4 separate regions of the Homo sapiens genome follow, and regions 1, 2 and 3 are each linked to region 4. The links are chromatin contacts, found by Hi-C or POLR2A ChIA-PET in ENCODE. All regions are on one chromosome and are shown on one strand. The core of a region is the stretch at or near the end of the contact, and the rest is flanking DNA. Distances in the headings are between cores, read along the strand shown.

Evidence for each region. Hi-C counts contacts between places; a loop is a spot of excess contacts on that map. ChIA-PET counts read pairs that join two places held with the same protein, here RNA polymerase II (POLR2A). Pooled maps may share reads with other maps.
Region 1: a loop to region 4 is called in a pooled map, with 6 times the contacts of the local background. The contact joins the promoter of ROMO1 here to the promoter of TGIF2 in region 4. A Hi-C loop is called at or near these places in 1 of 50 pooled maps. POLR2A ChIA-PET finds 5 or more read pairs at or near these places in 2 of 52 experiments (RWPE1 and activated CD8-positive, alpha-beta memory T cell).
Region 2: a loop to region 4 is called in a pooled map, with 11 times the contacts of the local background. The contact joins the promoter of CPNE1 here to the promoter of TGIF2 in region 4. A Hi-C loop is called at or near these places in 1 of 37 single-sample maps with no recorded cell type and 5 of 50 pooled maps. POLR2A ChIA-PET finds 5 or more read pairs at or near these places in 1 of 52 experiments (GM12878).
Region 3: a pooled map shows a loop between it and region 4 (21-fold over the local background). The contact joins the promoter of RBL1 here to the promoter of TGIF2 in region 4. A Hi-C loop is called at or near these places in 8 of 50 pooled maps. POLR2A ChIA-PET finds 5 or more read pairs at or near these places in 4 of 52 experiments (GM10248, GM12878, HEK293T and 1 more).

Annotation. Positions count from the first base shown.
Region 1 is chr20:35,695,506-35,701,351 of GRCh38, reverse strand. ROMO1 (reactive oxygen species modulator 1) reads right to left here and starts at 1,947. Exons shown (of 3, transcript NM_080748.3): 1 at 1,896-1,947; 2 at 1,589-1,719; 3 at 372-554. The coding sequence starts at 1,719. The coding sequence ends at 446. NFS1 (NFS1 cysteine desulfurase) reads left to right here and starts at 2,000. Exons shown (of 13, transcript NM_021100.5): 1 at 2,000-2,160; 2 at 2,762-2,871; 3 at 3,552-3,668; 4 at 4,892-4,975. The coding sequence starts at 2,064. It overlaps RBM39 (RNA binding motif protein 39), which reads left to right. Exons shown (of 17, transcript NM_184234.3): 17 at 1-5. RefSeq lists enhancers at 1,323-1,542, 1,114-1,773, 1,774-2,433 and a silencer at 2,033-2,222.
Region 2 is chr20:35,662,473-35,668,108 of GRCh38, reverse strand. It overlaps CPNE1 (copine 1), which reads left to right and starts at 3,209. Exons shown (of 16, transcript NM_152925.3): 1 at 3,209-3,349. It overlaps RBM12 (RNA binding motif protein 12), which reads left to right and starts at 3,209. Exons shown (of 3, transcript NM_006047.6): 1 at 3,209-3,349. It overlaps NFS1 (NFS1 cysteine desulfurase), which reads left to right. Exons shown (of 13, transcript NM_021100.5): 13 at 1-57. RefSeq lists enhancers at 3,241-3,290, 2,872-3,376, 3,561-3,670, 3,991-4,040, 3,881-4,386 and 1 more and a silencer at 3,348-3,642.
Region 3 is chr20:37,093,191-37,098,632 of GRCh38, reverse strand. It overlaps RBL1 (RB transcriptional corepressor like 1), which reads left to right and starts at 2,636. Exons shown (of 22, transcript NM_002895.5): 1 at 2,636-2,860. The coding sequence starts at 2,705. RefSeq lists enhancers at 2,178-2,227, 2,348-2,617, 2,268-2,944, 3,178-3,277 and a silencer at 2,848-2,907.
Region 4 is chr20:36,570,505-36,576,157 of GRCh38, reverse strand. It overlaps TGIF2 (TGFB induced factor homeobox 2), which reads right to left and starts at 2,561. Exons shown (of 3, transcript NM_021809.7): 1 at 2,413-2,561. TGIF2-RAB5IF (TGIF2-RAB5IF readthrough) reads right to left here and starts at 1,643. Exons shown (of 5, transcript NM_001199535.2): 1 at 1,523-1,643. DLGAP4-AS1 (DLGAP4 antisense RNA 1) reads left to right here and starts at 2,883. Exons shown (of 5, transcript NR_109939.1): 1 at 2,883-3,246; 2 at 4,615-4,717. RefSeq lists silencers at 2,205-2,374, 2,445-2,534, 2,565-2,884 and enhancers at 3,385-3,444, 4,063-4,615.

The DNA.
Region 1 (5,846 bases), core at 698-3,197, 870 kb after region 4:
GCCACTGCACTCCAACCTGGGCGACCAAGGAAACAACCAACCTCAGGATGAACATTGCTTTGGAAATAATGCAATGTGTGACCTTGAGGAAATTTCGGCTTATAAATCCATTTTTTGAAGTAGTTTTTCTCCTTTAAAATGGTGACCGTAGTAACAAGCACAGAGTTGTACTGAGTAATTAGTTGAATAGTATCTATGGAAAATACTAGACACTCCCAAGTTTTCCAATTTTGGATTAAGAGAGGCAGGCCTTGTGAAAGAGATACTAACCCTAGTCATTACGTTAGTCCATCTCTTTAGTGCAGAAGATCCTTGGCAAAGCTGGATAATAGGCTGAGAGAAGAATATTCCTTTAAGAGAGGGACACTGACTACTCAAAGACTTTCTTTTATTAGTACATGGGCTGGGATTGATGGGAAGGGACAGATGTAGTTGGCAACCATGGTTAGCATCGGATGCCCATCCCAATGGCCATGAATGTGCCAAAGGTGCCGCCACTCTGCATCATGGTTTTCCCAATGCCGCCCATCAGCTCTCGACCCCGCATTCCGATCCTGAGGAGGAAACCAAGATGGAGCTATTTGGTAACAAAAATATCAGAAAGAGTATTAACTGCTCCTTTCCAATTTTTTGCTAACACTAGTCTAGCAACCCCTACATCTGATTTTCCACTTACTGGATATTATATCTTACTACCTGGGGTGGGTAATGAGAAGGAAAAAGATCCATCTGGGTCTCCAGGGTATTTTTCTGGTGGATGTCGTATTAACTGCCTTCAGTTTGTGGGAGGCAGCAGATGCAGTGTAAAATACATAGAGAAACCAGCTTTTTTGACTGGTGTTGCCTGCAGTTTAAGACCCAATAAAGACATCTGTCTTTTAGTTTCTTGGTGTTAATGATTTTGGAGTAAGGTGGGGGTTCAAGAGTCAGCTCTACAATTTACACATAGTGTCAAGTGTAAAATGGGCATCTCAACATTATTTACAGGATTTTGAAAACTACAGTATTTAGCACAGTGCTTAACATAGAGTAAGTGCTCTGTAAATGATAATTTACAATCTAGGGATATGGCAATAACAGCCTCTAAATGTGAAAATGACCTTTAGAGTGTAAAGTTTAACTGCTTTATCTCTGTATCCTGTATCCAGAATAGTAAAACCGCTGAACGAGTTTCTTTCCTTATGCGCAATTGGAAAAAAAAATAAAAGCAACAGTAGTAACTAGTTACTGAGCACTTAATATGTGCCAGATGCTGTGCAAAGTGTGCTGATCGAATTTTTACAACTCTATAAGTTAGATGCTACTGTCTTCATTCTACACTTAAGGAAACCCAGTCTCCAACTTGCCTAAAGTCACCGAACCAGTAAGAAAAGGGCCAGAAAGCATTTTGACTCTAAAGCTCAAATTCTTAAGCACTGACGCTTCCAACCTGACTTTACAGATTGAAGGTGGTTTGGAATGAGTCTGGCTCGCGAGGGGACAGAGAGGGAAGTCGAAAGAAGGAGGCTGTGTTCAGGCTCCAGGCCGAATGGGGCAGGGCCGGAAGGTCTGGTTGTCCTGCCCAGAGATCACCGCCCGCGCCCCTCACCTGAGACAGGAAAAGGTGCCGAAGAGCGCCCCGGCCGCCATGCCCACGGCGCAACCCATCACGAAGCCCATTTTGACACGGTCGAAGCAGCTTGGCTGGGACTGTCCGTAGGGACCCACGGCCACCGGCATCTGCGGGGGATAGGAAAGTGTGGGCCCAGGCGCTGGCCCAAGAGTCGGGCGGGGACGGAAGCGGTAGGCTGGGAAGTGGGCCCAAGGGCTCAGGGGAAGTAAGGGAAGGAAAATCAGTGGGTAGCCCGACTCCACCACCCTCTTCGCGTTCCGGCCCCGCGTCGCCCGGCGCCTACCTCACCTCGCTCGCGGGCTGGGTCGCTCAGCTCTACGTCTCTCACGGAAAACGACGGGGAGGGCGCTCGCGGCCCGATGAATCGCTTCCGGAGCGCCGGGCAGCACTTCCGGGAGCCTGGGGCCCAGGACTGCAGCGGCTTCGGAAGGTGGGCTCTGCCAGCGGGACCATGCTGCTCCGAGCCGCTTGGAGGCGGGCGGCAGTGGCGGTGACAGCGGCTCCAGGGCCGAAGCCCGCGGCGCCCACTCGGGGGCTGCGCCTGCGCGGTACGCTCGGGTCCCGCTCTCCGGGAGGCGCGGACCTGTCCCCTCCGCGCGGCGACGCAACTGAATATTCCGGAGCCTTCCTGTCCACCCTGCTGCCCAGACCCTCTGACCCTTCTCTCAAATGACACATCCCTCAAACTTTCTTAGGCGGGTCCCCGAACGGTTGACCCCGGCGCACCACCCCTCGCACCCTGCGCGACAGGCCCCCAGAGCCGTGGAGGCGCGTCCTTCAGACCGCTCCTGGCCAAGTTACAGATGCTGCTCCGGGCTCCCGTGCAGACCGTTACCTTCGGTCAGAAGGGACTGCACCTACTCTGGCTCCACGTTCCTTCTAAACGTCTTTGCCCTTTAGAGCCTTCCTTCCTACGATACCATTTGAATATCAACTCAACACCCCCTCCAGGAACCCTCTCTCCCTCTCCCTTACCTCCTTTTACAGCGTGTCAGGTATCTGGTGTTGTTTTCTTTCCATTGAGATTCGACCCTAGCATCCCTTACACTTATCTCACCTCCAGCCAGATTTTTCCTTCTGCCCTTTGGATGCCATGCGTTCATAGTTGCCTTCGGTCTTACTTGGCTACTCCGTTCCATTTTTTATCAGTTGGAGACCGTGCTCCTCAGTCTGCGGTTCCCGCAGATACAGCCGCTGCCCCGGAGGTGGGGCCAGTGCTGCGACCTCTCTATATGGATGTGCAAGCTACAACTCCTCTGGTAAGGATGAAGCTTTTCCCAAGGCTGCTTATAGGAAGTAAATGATGGGCGTGATCACGCAAAGAAATGGCTGAATCCCTGGAGAAGTGAGAGCCGTGAAGGTGTGCTGGAAAAAGCACTGAGCGAGGAGTCGGGAGGCTTAAATTCGAGGCCACTGGCATTGGCTTTACTACTCACTAGCAATTGACCTTGGTCAGATCACTTCAGCGCAGGCTCTATAGTATTAGTTAAAAGCATGGGCTCTGGAATGAGCAGAACGGCCACTTAGTAACTGTGTGAACTTGGACAAGTATTAAACGGGTTAAAAGACTAATGCAAGTTTTCACCAATGTGTGACCAGGGGTGTTTGCCTAGGCCCTGTCCTGTCCCAGCCCCTTATAGATCACATTACCTGGCAGGAATGGAAACACCAGCAGAAACAGATGTCGGAACAAGGCAGTGTTTGTAGACTACCTGAGGGGAGGCAGAACAATCCGAGTTGGGATGGGTTGTGAGTGGGAGTGTATTAGGTTGATATTTGGTGGGTAGTTTTGTGGGAACAAAAGAATGTTTGAGGCCTCCTCTAGGCAGTGCCTGAGGGGTTGAGAGTGTCTTAAGGCAGGGTGGCCAGGTCTGAGGGGTGGAGTGGGACCTGAATTGACGATGCGCTCAAGGAAAATGATCTGTTCTGTTGTGTTCAGGACCCCCGGGTGCTTGATGCCATGCTCCCTTACCTAATCAACTACTATGGGAACCCACACTCCCGGACACATGCTTATGGCTGGGAGAGTGAGGCAGCCATGGAACGTGCTCGTCAGGTTAGTACACAGGAGTCTAGGAGGTTCTAAGGTCAAAGAGGGGCAGTGGCCTGTGGGAGGCATTTCTTTCTTGGTAGGTGTGCATGGAGGTAGAAATGGTTTTGGATTCTTTCTGGAAGAGATTCAAAGAGCAGCCTTGGAGTTTGACTGCAGGCATTTGATTGGTTCCCATATTTCCTGGCTAAATGACTTGGGCAAGTTATCTAATTTCTTTGAGCCTTATTTTCCTCATTTAAAACAGAGATTGTGGTAGTTTCTACTCTGTAGGGTTACTGGGTGGATTAAATAAGACAATGCTGATAAAGTGTTTATTACCACAACATCTGTAAGTAAGAAGTACTATAAATAGTAAGAGCTCAATAGTTCTTTTTTTTTTTTTTTATGAGATGGAGTTTTCACATTTGTTGCCCAGACTGGAGTGCAGTGGCGCACGATCTTGGCTCACTGCAACCTCTGCCTCCCGGGTTCAAGTGATTCTGCTGCCTCAGCCTCCCAAGTAATTGGGATTACAGGCACACGCCACCATGCCTAGCTAATATTTTTGTATTTTTATTTATTTATTTATTTACTATTATTTGAGACAGAGTTTTGCTCTTGTTACCCAGGCTGCAGTGCAGTGGCACGATCTCGGCTCACTGCAACCTCTGCCTCCCGGGTTCAAGCAGTTCTCCTACCTCAGCCTCCCAAGTAGCTGGGATTACAGGCATGCGCCACCACACCCGGGTAAATTTGTATTTTTAGTAGAGACGGGGTTTCTCCATGTTGGTCAGGCTGGTCTTGAATTCCCGACCTCAGGTGATCCACCTGCCTCAGCCTCCCAAAGTGCTGGGATTACAGGCTTGAGCCACCATGCCCGGCCTAATATTTTTGTATTCTTAGTAGAAATGGAGTTTCACCATGTTGGCCAGGTTGGTCTCGAACTCCTGACCTCAGGTGATCTTTCCACCTCGGCCTCCCAAAGTGCTGGGGTTACAGGAGTGACCCACCACACCTGGCCAATAGTTCATTAAAAAAAAAAAGTTATTATTTTGCATTGGGCTGGAAAAGAGCCTGGGATCTGGGATATAACTAGAATCTGATTCTTGTAGGTGCAGACCTTCATCCAGGGCAATTTGGTGGAATGCAGTGGAGCTCTTCTTGCTCCAGGGCTGTCCCACCTGTGTCTGCAGCTCTATTTCTGCCTGGGGAACTGATGTTATATATCTCTGTTTCTTGGCTTGCAGCAAGTAGCATCTCTGATTGGAGCTGATCCTCGTGAGATCATTTTTACTAGTGGTGCTACTGAATCCAACAACATAGCAATTAAGGTAAGAGAAGGGAACCAGAGGGTGTATGTGGGCTTTCCTGACCTAGGAGATAGTGTCCCTCCATCATTTGGACTCGTATATGTATTTCGCAGCCATCCATCCCCACCCCATTGTGAAGAGAAGGCTTGCAGTCTTTCTGATTTGTTGCTTCCTTTAACCCTTTGCAGTCTACTCTTTCTTAAGTCTTTGCTGCTGTTGGTCTGAGTTGAGTGAGGCAGTTGGATAGCAAAGGAGGTGGCCCTCAGGCCATTAACCACTTGTTTTTTTTTTGTCTGGCAGTTACTTCAGAGAGTGGATAATGGTGATTGAACCTTTTCTCCATTCTTCTTTTTTTTTTTGATACATAGTCTCACTCTGTCGCCAGGCTGGAGTGCAGTGGCGCAATCTCAGCTCACTGCAAACTCCACCTCCCAGGTTCAAGTGATTCTCCTGCCTCAGCCTCCAGAGTAGCTGGGAGTACAGGTGCCCGCCACCATGCCCAACTAATTTTTATATTTTTAGTAGAGATGGGGTTTCACCATATTGGCCAGGATGATCTCAATCTCTTGACCTGATGATCCTCCCATCTCGACCTCCCAAAGTGCTGGGATTACAGGTGTGAGCCACCGTACCCGGCCTTTCTCCATTCTTTTTATCTAGTAACAACAAGTTATATATGTGATTTCAGGGCTGTCCTCCTCTCAGCCTTCCTTTTTCTTTCTGATCAGATCTATTTGCAACAAGTTCCTCCTGTTTCTTTAGATATCTCCATTTTGAAGTGCTTGTCTTTGTGGTGCCCTCTGCAGGCATTCACATGGTCACCCATTCTGGGATCAGTCATTTTGTCCTGGGTACATAGAAGATCTTTGGTGCTAATGCAAGGAAAAGGTAC
Region 2 (5,636 bases), core at 1,960-4,459, 910 kb after region 4:
TAGAGTTGTAGATCTATTACCAGTTTTCCTCTAATTAAAAAGTCTTACATAAAACTATGCTAATTTGGCTGGGTGTGGTGGGTCACACCTGTAATCCCAGTACTTTGGGAGGCGAAGGTGGATGGATTGCTTGAGCTCAGGAATTCAAGACTAGCCTGGGCAACATGGCAAAACCTTTACTCTACAAAAAAATACAAAAATTATCTAGGCGTGGTGGTGCCCACCTGTAGTCCAAGCTATTTGGGAGGCTGAGGTGGGAGGATCGCTTCAGCCCGTGAGATCAAGGTTGCAGTGAGCCTTGATCGCACCACTGTATTCAAGCCTGAGCGACAGAGTGAGACCCTGTCTCAAAAACAACAATAGGCTGGGTGCTGTGGCTCATGCCTGTAATCCCAGAACTTTGGGAGGCTGAGGTAGGCAGATCACGTGAGGTCAGGAGTTTGAGACCAGCCTGGCCAACATGGCGAAACCCTGTCTCTACTAAAAATACAAAAATTAGCTGGGCATGGTGGTGGGTGCCTGTAATCCCAGCCACTTGGGAGGCTGAGGCACAAGAATAGCTTGAACCCTGGAGGCAGAAGTAGCAGTGAGCCGAGGTGGCAGTGAGCCGGGATGGTGCCACCACACTCCAGCCTAAGCAACAGAGCAAGACTCCGTCTCAAAAAACAAGGCCAGGCGCGGTGGCTCATGCCTGTAATCCCAGCACTTTGGGAGGCGGAGGGAGGTGGATCACGAGGTCAGGAGATGGAAACCATCCTGGCTAACACGGTGAAACCCCCGTCTCTACTAAAAATACAAAAAATTAGCCGGGCGTGGTGTCACGCACCTGTAGTCCCAGCTACTTGGGAGGCTGAGGCAGGAGAATTGCTTGAACCTGGAGGTGGAGGTTGCAGTTAGCTGAGATTGTGCCACTGCACTCCAGCCTAGATGACAGAGTGAGACTCTGTCTCAAAAAAAAAAAAAAAAAACAACAAAAGAAAACTATGGTACATTTGTCAAAACTTAGAGGTTAACATTGGTATATTAGTATTAATGAAACGTGATTTTCTAAAATTATTAAAGATTTTTTTATAGAGACTGGGCCTGTGTTGCTCAGGCTGGTCTTGAAGCAATCCTCTTGCCTCTTGGCCTCCCAAAATGCTGGGATTACAGGTGTGAGGCACTATGCCCGGCCTAAACTTCAGATTTTATTCAGCTTTCACCAGTTTTCCTGTCTTTTTTCTGTTCCAGGATCCAACCCTGGATGCTACATTGCATTTAGTAGGTTTTGTTTTTAATGGACTATGTTTTACCTACACAGAGCAAACCTATAAAAACCTATAAAGCATAGGTTTAGTTTAACAGTGTGGCCTGGTTTTCCAACTTGCTGTTTTTGGCATACTGGGCTAGCACCAGTCCAGTCTGCCATAGAAATCCCGAAAGGTTGTTGGAATTGTGATAATTTCAACCTTTTTTTTCTTTTTTTTAAGTGATAGGGTCTTGCTCTTGTTACCTGAGCTAAAGTGCAGTGATGCAATCATAGCTCACTGCAGCCTCGGACTCCTGGGCTCAAGGGATCCTCCTGCCTCTAACTCCCGAGTAGCTAGGACTACAGACTTAAGCCACCACATCCAGCTTTTAATTAGCAGGGGCATGAAGTTCGGGGGGCTAGGCCCAAAGCGGCTTGAGAACAGCTTTCTTTTTTTTTTTTTTTGAGATGTAGTCTCGCTCTCCTGATGGTCTCCATCCCCTGACCTCGTGATCCTCCCACCTCGGCTTCCCAAAGTGCTGGGATTACAGGCGTAAGCCACCACGCCCAGCCAGAGAATAGCTTTTTCTATAATAAAATAATACTATAGTGAAGCCGTGGAGGGGTCACGATGGATTTAATTTTTTTTTTTTTTTTGAGACGGAATCTTGCTCTGTCGCCTAGGCTGGAGTGCTATGGCGTTATCTTGGCTCACTGTAACCGCCACCTCCCGGATTCAGGCGATTCTCCTGCCTCAGCCACCCTGGTAGCTGGGACCACAGGCGCCAGCCAGCACGCCCAGCTAATGTTTGTATTTTTAGTAGAGACGAGGTTTCGCCATGTTGGCCATGCTGGTCTTGAACCCCTGACCTCAGGTAATCCGCCCGCCTCGGCTTCCCAAAATGCTGGGATTACAGGCGTGAGCCACTGCGCCCTGCCCTAGATTAAAACTCTTTTTTTGTTTTTTTTTCTGAGACGAAGTTTCGCTTTTGTCATCCAGGGTGGAGTGCAATGGCGCCATCTGGGCTCACTGCAACCTCCACCTCCCGGGTTCAAGCGATTCTCCTGCCTCAGCCTCCCAAGTAGCTGGGACCACAAGCACCGCCACCACACCCAGCTAGTTTTTGTATTTTTAGTAGAGGCTGGGTTTTGCCTTGTTGGCCAGACCGGTCTCGAACTCCTGACCTCATGATCCGCCCTTCTCGGACTCCCAAAGTGCTGGGATTATAGGCGTGAGCCACCGCGCTCGGCCTGTATAAACTTTTTTTTTTTTTTTTTTTTTTTTTGAGATGGAGTCTTGCTCTTTCGCCCAGGCCGGAGTGCAGTGGCGCAATCTCGGCTCACTGCAAGCTCCGCCTCCCAGGTTCACGCTATTCTCCTGCCTCAGCCTCCCGAGTAGCTGGGACTACAGGTGCCCGCCACCACGCCCGGCTAATTTTTTGTATTTTTTAGAAGAGACGGGGTTTCACCGTGTTAGCCAGGATGGTCTCGATCTCCCGACCTCGTGATCCGCCCGCCTCGGCCTCCCAAAGTGCTGGGATTACAGGCGTGAGCCACCGCGCCCGGCCCCCGGCCTGTATAAACTCTTAAATGGGAAAAAAGAATCAGGTTTTGGCTGTTTTGTCAGGATATAATAACTAGCCACCACGTTGTGGTCCATTTAATCCTCAAAAAACTTAGAGGTAAGCACAATTCGCTCCTTCCGCGGAAACTGGAAGACGTGAAGCAATTTGCACAGTCTTGCAGTGAAGGGCCAAGCTAGACACTCATACCCAGCCCACCCGCCAGGGCCACTAGCCCAAGGTCGGTCCTGTGCGCCAACAGTCGCAAGCAGGGACTGAATATCCCCCTCTTAGCACAAAACCCAGTAACTTCCGGGAGATCGCCCGAGACCGTCAGCGCGCTTGCGCGGCCCCTTGACGTCAACCACGCCGTTCCTCCCCCTTCTGGAACGCGGAGCCGCTGAGCGGGCCGACGGCCATTTTGTGAAGCGGCGAAGGAGGTGGTGGCTGCGTTGGGCTCCGGGAAGCCGTTCGGGCTGGGGCTGTCGGCCGCGGGGCGGAGGCACTCGCGCGGGGGGTAATTCGGGGTCTGGGTTCTGGTGCCGCGCAGCTTTCCCCGGTAAGACTCCCGCAGCCCCTGAACGGGTGGGGCTGTGCGGGGCTCGTGGTGCCCCTTGGTGGCCCGGGGCGGGGCCTTCGGAGGCCTTCGAGCCCGCGGCAACTAGCGCCCCACACAAAGGGTCGAGGCAGGGCTGCAGGGGGAGTGGGATGCCACTTAGGCCTCTGAGATCTGAGAGGATGCAAGGAGGACGCAAGAGGATGAGCCTGCGTACCGAAGTGGGGACGAGGCCATAGCGAGGACTCCCCCGTGGTCTGAGAGGGGGCAGGCCAGAGCTGGCTGGCTCAGCGGCCTGCGAGCTAACGGGGACTGCAGTAAAAACACGCCTACATCCCGAGTACGGAGGATTTCTTGTCTCCCCCAGTGAAGCAGAGGTTATAACTACATCTCTGTGCCTGGAGGTGGGGAGATAATCGTAGTGAGGACACTCCTTCAACCCGAAATGGAAAGGAGGCCTTTGTGGCCTACCAGCAAAAGGGGACCCAGGTCACACCTGTGGGGAGGAAGCTGTAGTCGGTACACTCCTGTGAGTTCAGAAAGGAAGTGTCACAACCGGCCGCCTTCGTGGCCTGAAGGTGGAGGGGTTTGCAGTGAAATGCCTCCGAGGTCCATTGCTGGGGAGGGGCTTTACTCGAGGGTGTAGCAGTTTTGAGAAGCCGGCGTCTGAAGCTAGGAGGTGAGGGGGTGGGGTGAGTACGCCTCCTGAGGCTCTGAGAATTGTAGTAAGATGCCAGGCCTTTGGTCCCCCAGTAGGGAAGGGGCTGCTGTGAGCAGCACATTTACGGCTCCCTCGGGAGAGGATCCTGTGGCATTTCAGGAGGACGAGATCCAGTGGGCTGCGGAGGGTGGGTGCTTTTGATGGAGAGTTAATTGAGTTTCTCTGAAGCTTGGCTGCATTAGTTTGCAGCCACGTGAATTGGGTGGTGGGAGGGACTTTGAGGATCTACAGGTTAGTGACGGGGTTGGACGCCAGTGCAGCAGGCTTAGCTGCTAGGTTGTAAACGTACGGGCTTTTTGTGTGCCTCCAACGTGTGCTTTATAGTGACAAATCTGAGGGGCTCTTGTGAGGGTTACTCAGTATTAAGTGCTAAACATTTACTCATCTGCGTGGTGTCATGCTGAGAATTGCAGACTTTAAGAGATTTCTGGGCCCTAAAACCCTCCTTGGCTCCAGGATTCTCAGAGATAACCTAATATAAATTGAAGAAGTTGGTAGGGACCGTTTTATATTATTCAATAATAGAGTCAGTATAACCCACTGGAAAAAAGTGTGATGGCAACTGAAGGTTTGTTGAAGGGAGAGGCTAGGCTTGTGACTGCAGTATTTTAGAGCTTCTTGCTTGAATGGTTTGAAATGGTGTAATTTTTGCAAAATGCAGTCTTAGCAACAAGAATTGTCTGGGACCTTGTTAACTAGTGTATATTGTTAATGCATCTCAGAGCATTTGCAGTCGAGAAAAATCCCTCAAGTCTGGACACATAGGGAAATCTTGTTTTTTAAATTATAGAACTACAATACAAGACTGGTTGTACTTGTTTTTGAAATTTGGCAGTTTTGATAAGAATGGAGGATTTCTGGATTTAGTGGAAAGTGTGCAGACATTTTCAAAGAGTATAAAAAGTTGGGAAGAACTGTTACAGGTGGTTCAAATAACGTTATGGTAATTTATGAAGAAAGTGAAATGTTTGGCGTGTTTATACAAAACAATGAAGATGTGCTTAGTATATATTATTGGACAGATTTTTAATGAAACAGGGAATACATTTTTATATATGCTCGATTAAATGTGATTACTTTGCTTATGGATTGTAATGTATAATTTTCATTTTCTTTATGTTCAAATCTGTTAGATGAAAAATGTGAAGCTTTAGAAATAATTGTGTGGTTACTTGCAACGTATTGTTACATGCTAATACCAGTACTCTTTGGGCTTCTTTCACCTTCTTTGACACGTCAAATGTTTTGATGATTGAGTATTGAGAGTTTGGGAGTTGTTAGTACAGTCTTTAGGTGTGAAACTTGATGTTGTGGGCCAGTGTGTTCCAGGTGCTGGAATCCAGTGACAGTGTTGATAGTTTTTACTCCATTTTGCAGAGAGCCATTCTGTCATTGTATGAATGTATGTTTTCTTCTGTAGATGTTGTAGGAAGAACCAAGTGTCAGTAGTTGGTTGCACAAAAGATGCTTTTAGATGTCCCTCCCTAAAATGCAGAGACTGATGATGTCCACTTTTATATCTTTTGTCTGGCCCACAAGTGCTTAATAGTAAATGTTCATGGAGTAAAG
Region 3 (5,442 bases), core at 1,387-3,886, 520 kb before region 4:
AATGCAAAAAAAAAAGTTAGCCGGGCATGGTGGCGTGTGCCTGTAGTCCCAGGTACTTGGGGGGCTGAGGAAGGAGAATTGCTTGAACCTAGGAGGGAGAGGTTGCAGTGAGCTGAGATCTTGCCACTGCACTCCAGCCTGGGTGACAGAGTGAGACTCTGTCTCAAAAAAAAAAAAAAAGAATGGTGAGGTCAGGTCTTGCCCCTCCCCCACAAATATCAACTGCTTTTTTTTTTTTTTTTTTTTTTTTTAATAGAAGGTTAGACAAGCAGTTTGTCCTGAGAGGGGCAAGTGCAGACTGATTTTCTGCTTAGGGCATAGCAAAGCTGGAGGACAAAAAAAGAAAAAAAAATTTAAGAATTTCAAAATGAGACATCTTGGGAAAATTAGTTAGAACTTTCTTGTACTTTCTTACACTTATTTTGTGATTTAGAATTGCATATATTTTGAATTACATTTGGAAGGGTACACACTATAATCTTTTTAGTCTTGGAATCCCTAAAGGTCATAATCAGGTTCCAACCACATGCTTTGGGAGAACTCTGAAATATTAAACCACAACAGGGAGGCTAATCATAGAGGCTATCACACAATGGGATCAAAATAGAAACAACCTTCATGTGTATCTGGCTCAAAACTGAAGGGCAGAGTAAATCTATTTCACTACCCATACTTCATTTTCTTTTTTCTTTTTTTTTTTTTTTTTTTTGAGACGGAGTCTCGCTCTGTCACCAGGCTGGAGTGCAGTGGCACGATCTTGGCTTACTGCAACCTCCGCCTCCCAGGTTCCAGCGATTCTTCTACCTCAGCCTGCCAAGTAGCTGGGATTACAAGCGCCCGCCACCATGCCCAGCTAATTTTTGTATTTTTAGTAGAGACGGGGTTTCACCATGTTGGCCAGGATGATCTCGATCTCCTGATCTGGTGACCCGCCTGCCTCAGCCTCCCAAAGTGCTGGGATTACAGGTGTGAGCCACTGCAACCGGCCTTCCATACTTCATTTTCTATTCAGAAAAGCTCAATTTTGGGTTAAATGGGCATGTCCTGGGATAATAAGAAAAAATAAAACCAATATAAGGAAGGGCATATTGATTTTTGGTTTTTTTAAATGCATGCAGGTGAGGCTGGGTTTGACAGATGTGTCCTCAGTTGTTTGTTTTTGAGACAGAGTCTCACTCTGTTACCCAGACTGGAGTGCAGTGGTGCAATCTTGGCTTACTACAGCCTCTGCCTCCTCGGTTCAAGCGATTCTTTATTCTCATGTCTCAGTTGCCCAGGTTGTTAGGATTACACAAGTGCACCCACACGCCCAGCTAATTTTTATATTTTTAGTAGTGACGGGGTTTTGCCTTGTTGGCCTGACTGGTCTCAAACTCCTGGACTCAAGTGATCCACCTGCCTCGGCCTCCCAAAGTACTGGGATTACAGGCAAAGCAAATAATGGAACAACAAAAGAACGAAGACAGGGATTTATTGAAAACAAAAGTACACTCCATAGTGGGGAAGCGAACCCACGCAGCAGCTCAAGGGCCCAGACACAGAATCTTCTGGGGTCCAAATACCCTCTAGAAGTTTCCCATTGGCCACTTTATGCTCTCTTGATGTAACTGAAGTGGTAGCCCACAATCAGTCTGAGTGGTTGCAGAAAGCAACCAATCAGAGGCCAGGGTGAAGTTAACAAAATTATACTTCTATGCAAAGGAAGACTCTCCCGCCATCAGTCTGATTGGTTGTGGACAGCAACCGTTCAGAGGCTGGAGTGAAGTTACAAAGTTGCAAACAAAGACTGGAAGGCGCTCAGTGTGATTTGTTGCAGACAGCCAATTTCCCATCTGCCATGCAGAAAAGGTCCAAGGGAACAGCCTCTGGTTCTTTTGTTACTTAGGCGTGGAAAGTTGGGGTTTTCCTTTCAATTTAGTTCTAAGAAGTCACGTGAAACAGCCATAGGTTCCCTGCCTCCAGACCCTATTCTCCTGCCTCATTTACTGCAGTCTTCTCTGCCTGCCTCTTTTAGCGACTAGCATGAGATGAGGATTCGTCTTCTAATATCCGTCACCAATCCTTCCCCTCTGTCATTTAGCGAACCACTCACTGGGCACTAGGACTTTGGGGAGAGTCCCAAGAGGCCCCTCTTCGTCCAGGGGCTACTTTTTTCTCTTCCAGCCTCCATCTCCTAACTCAAGGGGTACAGCTCAGATTATGTTTGGCGCCCAGGGACAGTGACAAACCCAGGGCCCGTGGATAGAGGAGGCATCTCACTACGCTGCACGAGGCCACCTCGCAGTAGGCAGCCCAGCCCTGCCCCAAAACCCAAGAGCCTAACCAGGAAGACAGGGGGAGGCCGCGGGCTTCATCTCCCAAGAGATGGACTACACCTCCCAGCAGGCTCTGCGCGCGGGCTGAGGATCCCTCCGCTCTTTTTCTGTCCCGCCGGCTGGGCCCCCCGCGACCAGCCAAGGGCCAAGGACAGGTCTTTCAGAATCTGAGGTACATCTTCTTATCACATTTCCGGGGAGGGACTGCTAGGAGCTCCGGAGGAAAAACGGACTTTTTTTGAGGAGAAAAGCGGAGGCAGACGGTGGATGACAACACGTCCCGCAGCTGCAGATTTTCGCGCGCTTTGGCGCAGGTGGTTGTGGGTAGCGCGCCTGGGAGGGAGAAAGAAGTCGGGGGCCGTGGCGCGCAGCCCGCGGGGCCTGAAGGGATGTTCGAGGACAAGCCCCACGCTGAGGGGGCGGCGGTGGTCGCCGCAGCCGGGGAGGCGCTACAGGCCCTGTGCCAGGAGCTGAACCTGGACGAGGGGAGCGCGGCCGAAGCCCTGGACGACTTTACTGCCATCCGAGGCAACTACAGCCTAGAGGTGAGCGGCAGCAGGTGGGGCGGCCGGACCCTACCCTCGCCAGGCCCCACCCCTGCCCCGCCCCTTCCTCGGCCTATGGGGTGGTGGGAGTTTCCCCACCTAGGAGGGTCGCTGCGCAGCCAAGCGCCGAGGGGCGGGAAAGGTGGGTGTAGCTCAGCCAATCCACCCATCATTTTGAGGCGGGAAACTGAAGCTCAGGAAAGGAGCGGCCTAGGTCCCGCGCCGCTCAGACCCCAGGCTTCCTGACCACACTTCCCTCTACCCCGCCAAGCGCCACAAAAGTCATGGTGCTGCCCTTAAATCAGTAAGAACAAATATAATGGTAAAGTGAAAATGAACTGCATGCCAAGACATCACTGCCCAGAGCTTTAAATGGACCCTCAGTTCCGTCTGAACCCCTTCTGTGATCCCCATTTCACGCAAGAGGAAGCGGAGCCCTAGACGGGTTAAGCTACAGGCCCAAGGTCACACGGTTAGAGATGGAGCCAGACCCAGGGTCTGAGCCGTTTAACCTCCACCCTCTGCTTCACCAGGGTGGAGCTGCCGGTCGCTGTGCAGCAGTTTGATCAAAGCCAATGTGCACACGAAGCTGATCTCAGCCCTACGTTTCCTCCTCCGTCAGAGCATCGTCCTGATGCTTTGCATCAGTGTCTGGCTCTGAATAAAACAAATGTCAGTTATAATTACTTGATTTTTTTCCCCATCATTCTTGCATTTTATCCTCGCAACAGCCCTGTGAACATGGCATGGCAATGAGTATTAGACTGCTTTCCAGGTGATAATGGCAAGGCTCAGAAGGTTGTCTTGCCTAGGATTATTCTAATATAGAAACCCAGGCTGGGCGTGGCGGCTCACGCCTATAATCCCAGCACTTTGGGAGGCCAAGGCGGGCGGATCACTTGAGGCCAGGAGTTCGAGACTAACCTGGGCAACACGGCGAAACCCCATCTCTACTAAAAAAATACAAAAACTAGCTGGGTGTGGTGGCGCCTGCCTGTAATCTAGCTACTCGGGAGGCTGAGGCAGGAGAATTGCTTAAACCCAGGAGGCATAGGCCGCAGTGAGTGGAGATCACACCACTGCACTCCAGCCTGGGTGACAGCAAGACTCTATCTAAAAACAGAGAAAGAAACCCAGACGAGCATAAGCCCAGTGTAGACAGAATTGTGATGGAGTGTATTTCATGTAGCACCACTGGCCTCATGTTCAAAGGCTTTCATGTGCCAAGGGCGCTGGACCCACTCCCAGGGTGCACCACTGACTCACCACCCAGTGAAATAATTGCTGGGTTCAAAGGCATAGAGTTGGAAAAGTGTCGATTGTATGTGTGCCTATATATGAAGGAGTAGTACCTGAAAAAAGTGTCTTCAGAACTGGATAGACTGGGTAAAGGACAATGGTCCACATCCGTGGGTGGCATGACTGGAGAGCTGTGGGAAGAATAAGAAAGTAAGGGAGATTAGAATGAATGGCGTCTCAATTGAAAACAGATTGATTTTTGAAAGCCTGAGAAAGCATTTCTGACATCCTAGGTCTGATTTGGTCTCTCTTGCCCAAGGTCACACCATCTGTCATTGAATAAGCATTTACTGTGTCAAACTATGGTCAAGGCATGCACCTGTTTCAGATTCTTGAATATGACAAGTTTGTTCCCAGTTTTGTGGTATATCCATGCCATTCCCTCTGCCTGGAATATTTCCCCTCACCCCCAACACCAGGAAAAGTTGAGAGCTAAATCTCTAGTTAGGCAGAGTTGAATAGGACATCTTCAATGTTTGCTCTACTTATTTATTTTTTCTTTCTTTTTTTCTTCCTTAGAAACAGGGTCTTGGCCGGGCGCACGGTGGCTCACACCTGTAATCCCACCACTTTGGGAGGCTGAGGTGGGCAGATCACCTTAGGTCAGGGGTCCAAGACCAGCCTGGCCAGCATGGTGAAACCCCGTCTCTACTAAAAATATAAAATTAGCTGAGCATGGTGACGTGCACTTGTAATCCCAGCTACTCAGGAGGCTGAGGCAGGAGAATCTCTTGAAACCAGGAGGTAGAGGTTGCAGTGAGCCAAGATCACGCCATTGCACTCCACCCTGCACAAGAGTGTAACTCCATCTCAAAAAAAAAAAAAAAATGGAAAGAAACAGGGTCTTGCTCTTTTGACCAGGCCTGGAATGCAGTGGTGCAATTATAGCTCACTGTAAACTCAAACTTCTGTGCTCAAGTGATGTTCCTGCTTCAGCCTCCCCAGTAGCTGGGACTATAGGCATGCACCACGGTGCTCAGCTAATTTTTCAATTTTTTGTGGAGATAGTATCTGACTATGTTGCCCAAGCTGGTCTTGAACTGGCCTCAAGTGATTTTTCTGCCGCAGCCTCCCAGAGCATTGGGATTACAAGCATGAGCCACCGAGCCCAGCCCAATGCTTGCTTTAGAAAGCACAAATGTATGAACTGAAATTTTGTGTTTATTCTATCCAGTGTTTATTTTCCTCTTTTTTTAAAATCAATTTTTTAAAGGTATTTGGAGTAGTCATTTTCATATATCTCATGCTTCCTAAGAAGTCTTTCTCCAATCCCTACCCCTCTC
Region 4 (5,653 bases), core at 1,312-3,811:
GACAAAGTTCTGTTTCACACGTGCAACAAAGATTTTCTTTCTTTCTTTCTTTCTTTTTTTTTTTTTGAGATGGAGTCTCGCTCTGTAGCCTAGGCTGGAGTGCAGTGGCGCAATCTTGGCTCACTGCAATCTCCATCTCCCAGGTTCAAGCAATTCTCCTGCCTCAGCCTCCCGAACAGCTGGGATTACAGGTGTGTGCCACCACATCTAGCTATTTTTTTTTTTTTAGTAGAGACAGGGTTTTGCCATGTTGGCCAGGCTAGTCTTGAACTCCTGACCTCAGGTGATCTGCCCGCCTCGGCCTCCCAAAGATCTGGGATTACAGGTGTGAGCCACCCCGCCCAGCCAGATTTTCATTTTAAAAGCAAAAGTTCTAGGCCAGGCTGATGCCAGGATCTCAAGGCTCCTCCCTTCTCAGCCTTTTAACAGCTCCCCAGCAGGCCGGCCAACAGACTCTGGCATCTCCCAGGTTTTGTTTCCTCTTCTTGGACCCGAGCCCAGATCTCTGGGCTGGCTAGGCCAGGCTTTCGAGGGAAGGGTCTACCCTTTCAGTCAGGCCACCTGGAGGTGAGACAGGCACTGGTTAGACGTGCCACTCCTCAGAGAGCACCACTGCAGGCTGCTTTCTGAGGTCAGACAGCCATTTCTAGGTGGCCAGGGCAGCTGGGATCTGGGCTCAGTGATGCAGCCCTGGCCGGCTGTGAGAAGTACTCAAGGTTATCTGTACAAATTCCACCCTGGCTGCCAGCCAAGTCTGTCTGCAGGGTTCCCCGGGTGGGCCCTGGGGAATGACCCCTCAGTCTACACAAACTTCTCCACCTCGGTGTTCCGCCACACAGGGCCATCTGTAGTCTGGGAGGCTTCCCACATATGCACCCCACACCGCACCCAGACACACTCACGCCAGGCAATTAACCAACAGCGCTAGGATAACTGGCCCGGACCCATCGCTCAAGCCTTACAAACCCTAGGGTTTTCACCGACGCATACAGCACGCACACGCACAGCTTACAGACCCCAGGCCTAGCACGAACAACTGTGACCCACACAACTAGCCCAACTTCTGTACCCGCCCACCCACGAACTCCAACCGACCCGGCCACCCCCGATCTCTCCGACAGGGAAAACTCCAGGCGTCATCACACTAACAATCAGTTCTACCCTCAGTGACCTGTGGCAGCAACCCCTCGACACAACATCCCGTACACCCTCCTACAGACTCCCACGACGCCACCTGCAGCCACTCCCGCACGAACTTTCTGACAACTCCCCTAGCTGGTCCCGACACTCCCCCGGGCCGCGCACTCACGCCCGCATTCCCAGCAGTTCAGACAAAGCGCGCAACCTCCCCCGCGGCCCAGACCGAGTCGGAGCACATGGCTCCTGGGTCGGCGAGGAATCGTCCGGCGCTCGGGGCGCTTGCACCCCACAGTCCCCACACCCCGGGCCGACTCCGCGCACCAGCTCCCGCGCGGGCCCGCCATCCCGGTGGGACGGGGGCTCTGGAAGAAAGAAAACTCACGTGTCTGTCCCGGGGCAGGAAAAAGTTTGGTTCCCACCCCTACTCCGGCAGTTCGGGGCTGGCCGACTCTTCGGGGCGCGGGGACGGCGGAGCGTGCGCGCTCGGCTTTGTGCTCCGAACTGGGCCCGGAGGGGGAGGGGAGGGGAAGGGAGGGGAGGGGGCTGGGCTCCCACCTCCGCGCCGCCCCCCCCCCCCCAGCCCTGCGCCCAGACTCCATGTTGGCCGCCCCCTGCCCCGGAGACTACGCGCTTCTCCCGCGGGAGGCTTGGATCACCTTCGGCCTGCCCGAGGGTCCCGGCGCGAACAAACTTTCTCCGGGGCGCCGGCCCCACGCGCCCCGCTTCCTTGGCCAGCCTGGGAGTGACAGATGCCTCGGAGACAGACTTTCCTTTGTTCCAAAGGAAAGGGGAACTCGCGCGGGCTCCCCAGGGCCCCCCCGCTCCGGGCCCTTCCCGCGGCCCCCACCCCCAGCTGTCACTCTCGGCCGCCCCCTGTCCGGCTCGGCGGCGGGGGGGCCCTGCTGGCGGTTAGCAACGTGCACTTTTGAAACCAAACAAATCCGTCCCCCCGCGCGCTCACTCAGGTCCGGTGCAGGATCGGCCCTCTCCTGGGGTGGGATCCTATGAAGCTGGGCCCCCCACCAGGGCCCCAAGCGGGCTTCCTCCCGGGGGCTGGAACAGTCCCCCACCGGCCCCCGGAGCGCAGCGCCGTCGGGACTCACAAACACCCCCCGGGGGCCGTCGGGACTCACAAACACCCCCGAGCTCACACACCCCCTACCGCACGCGCCAGGACGACGCCCCCTCCCCGTCCGGCCGAGAAAAAGAAACTTTCCAAGTTGTCCGCGCGCCCCCACCCCCATCTGGCCCTCTGCTGCTCCCTGCACTGACTTTTCCCAGCGGCTTTCGGGTCCACGCGGCCTCCGGCTCGGCGCGGGGCGTCCCGGCGGGGAGCGGGGGGCGCCGGGGGCGCGCGCCGCGTACCTGCCCGGCCTGACACTCGGCCTGACAGCTCGCGGCTGGAAAGCACCTCGCGGCCTGACGTCAGATCCCCTCTCCTCCCCCCGCGCCCTCTGCGCCCTCCCCCACCCGCCCGGAGGGAGAAAACAAACTTTGTGCGGAGCGCGACGAGCTGCGCCCACCCCCCGCGGGGCGGGCCGTCGGCGCCGAGGGGCTTCGCCCCGCCCAGCGCGCCCGGAGGGGGCGGGGCCGCGGGCACCTTCTTCCTGCGCCCACCCCGCCCTCAGGAATGCTGCATGGCCTACCCATAGCGGCGGTGGGAGCCTCCGCCGGGGAGAGCCCGCTCGGGGGCAGGAAGTGGCCCGGCCCTCCTCGTGGAGGGCGTTTCCGGAGCGCCTACTGTGCTCCTTGCCGGGGTGGGGGTCGTTACCGAGTGGGAACTTCTGCAAATCCTGACTTTTGTCACTTCGCGCCCCGCACAAGATGTCCTGCCGGCGGTGCGATTGGTCCCGTTGCTTCGAGGGGAAACTGAGGCCACTTAGTCCGGGCACTTACCCGCAGCTAGTTAAGGACTAGGCTCTGATGGAGACGCTTGTTACGACCTCAATGGCCTGTAGAATCTGGGAGGCCGCCTCCGACCTAAGCCCAAAAAGCACATGATCGGGCTCACAGGGGGCGGCCAGAGGTGAAAACAGCCAACGCTTTACAACGACGCTGTGCGGGGCACTTCGTGTGTGTCATCCCGTCTCATCCTCGGGTGATAGGGTATGTGTTGTCCTATGTAAGTCTCTGGCTTACTCATGAGCCGCAGAGAGGTTCTTGATTTGCTTTTGTCACACAGTCAACCGGTATCATTCAGCCCAGGTCGGTCGATAGTGAAGCCTGATCCCTTACCCCTTGTGCCCGGCCTTAAACGATCAGTCCAGGAGCTCCCGGAGTTCCTGTCTGGTTTCTTTTTCCTCTTCTGCCAGTTACACCCTACTCCAGAAGGTTTTCCTTGGCCTCCCCCACCCCAGTCAGTACATTCTTCCCTGCTCTCTGCTGTGGGTACCACATACTGTGATATTTCTGTTAACCAGCCTCTTAGGGCATCCCCCCACGCCCCCCAGCCCTGTACCCGGACACGGCTAGGTCCAGATATCTAGGGCCCTTGAGCTTGGAAATCGCTTTGAAAACAGCTTTTGGACTTAATTACCCTTTAGCAATGGAGAACTCTAGGAACAAAACTCTTAATTTTTTCCAAACAAGCCTTAAGCCAATCAGAATGCTGATTAAAGATTGTTAAGGTTTCACCTGGACACCCCATAGAAGCCAGACTTCCTGCAAATGTTAAAAACCTCCTCACGGCAGCGGGTGAAATGTCAGTGGCACTGCCTGTTGCTCTCCATTTCACAGACAGGGAAAATAAGGCCCAGAGTGTGGGTCAGAAACAATTTTTTTGGCCGGGGAAGTGGTGCTCCCCCCACGGCCCTGTGAAAGAAAAAGCCACGTCTGGGTTGCCTTAGGTAAGAAATGTAAAACCAATGGGCCTTGGCCTCTAGGAAATGTATGGGACAGGGACCTTCAGAAGAGGGGAGCCCCAGGGGGAAATGGGTGCGACCAGGTGAGCCTGGAGAGGGGGCTCTGGTAGTGGCTGCTGAGCTTGAACTCCGCACTAGGCGTTTTTCTCCTGTATGCGTAAGAGCCACATTCTGCCCTTTCTGGGGAAGCCACTGGGGGCCTGGGCTAGAGGAAGAGACCGCACCGTAAATTGTGCCTGCAGCAGCCCCTTAGACGAGTGTTTCCCAAGTCTGGTGCTAGATGTGGTTGGGAAAATGGAAGCGGGGGAGTGCTGCCTCCTCCTCCACCTGAGAGCTGCATAACAAAGACCTGGAGCCCCTCCTCTCTCCTGGAGGACGGGGTAGTGGTGGAGGGAGGCTGGTAGCCGGTCAGATTTTGCACGTAAGCAAGCTTCACAGATAAAGCCTAAGTGCAATTAGAGTTTGAGAATTACCGTGTCAAGTTTCTGAACTAGTAAGTATCAGAATTTAAAATGTGTAGATTCTCTAAGACAGTAATTCCACTTCTAGGAATCTGTCTTTTGAAGTAGCTGTACAACAAAGATAAATGCTTATAGAAGATTGTTCTTTGCAGAACTGTTCATTCGGGAAAATTGCAAACAACTAAATACCCCTCACCAGGAGCTGGCCCATTATAGCAACTCTGAGACCTCTCTACCGCAGGCTCTTAAAATGGGGTAAGTTGGTGCGCGCTAATGTAGGGGCATGACCAAGGTATATTTATTGACAGCTTACAGTGTCCCAACAAGGAGGGACTTTGGACATAGTTGGTGAGAACTTTAGTGGGAAAACTTTTTCCAAGTGATAAGTTATTGTCATTTTTCTCTCCCCTACTTTCTTTTTTCTTTTTTTTTTTTTTTTTGAGACAGAGTCTCGTTCTGTCGCCCAGGCTGGAGTGCAGTGATGCGATCTCAGCTCACTGCAACCTCCACCTCCCAGCTGCAAGCGATTCTCCTGCCTCAGCCTCCTGAGTAGCTGGGACTAAAGGCGCCCACGCCCACCACCGTGCCCAGCTAATTTTTGTGTTTTTAGTAGAGACTTGAGTTTTGCCATGTTGGCCAGGCTGATCTTGAACTCCTGACCTCAAGTGATCCACCGCCTCAACCTCCCAAAGTGTTAAGATTACAGGTGTGAGCCTAGCTTTCTCCTCCTCTTTCTAAATTAAAAAGAAATATTGTGATAAGAAGCTCCTCCTACCTTTTTTCCCCATGTTTGAAGAAACTGGGTTGCTAAGGGAAGAAAAGACTTGCCTAATAGGAGTTTGGGGTCCTGACCCCTGGAAGGGAGCTGGGGATAGACTAGGAGAGGAAGGAGAGGTGGAAAGGCATCCAAGCCCAGACCAGCCTGGCTGCCCAGGTCATCTAAGTCAGTTCCCTGCCTCCGTACCAGAAAAACCCAAACCGGAGGCTCTTGGATGTGAGGCTCCAGGTTCATCCTGCCAGTTTCTAGTGAACTTGGTGATCACATAGGTTTAAATGAATAAATCCACTTTTGTTAAAAAAAAAAAAAAGTGAGCCGCTTCCTTTTTTTTTTTGAGACAGAGTTTCGCTCTTGTTGCCCAGGCTAGAGTGCAGTGGCGAGATCTCGGCTCACTACAACCTCCGCCTGCCAGG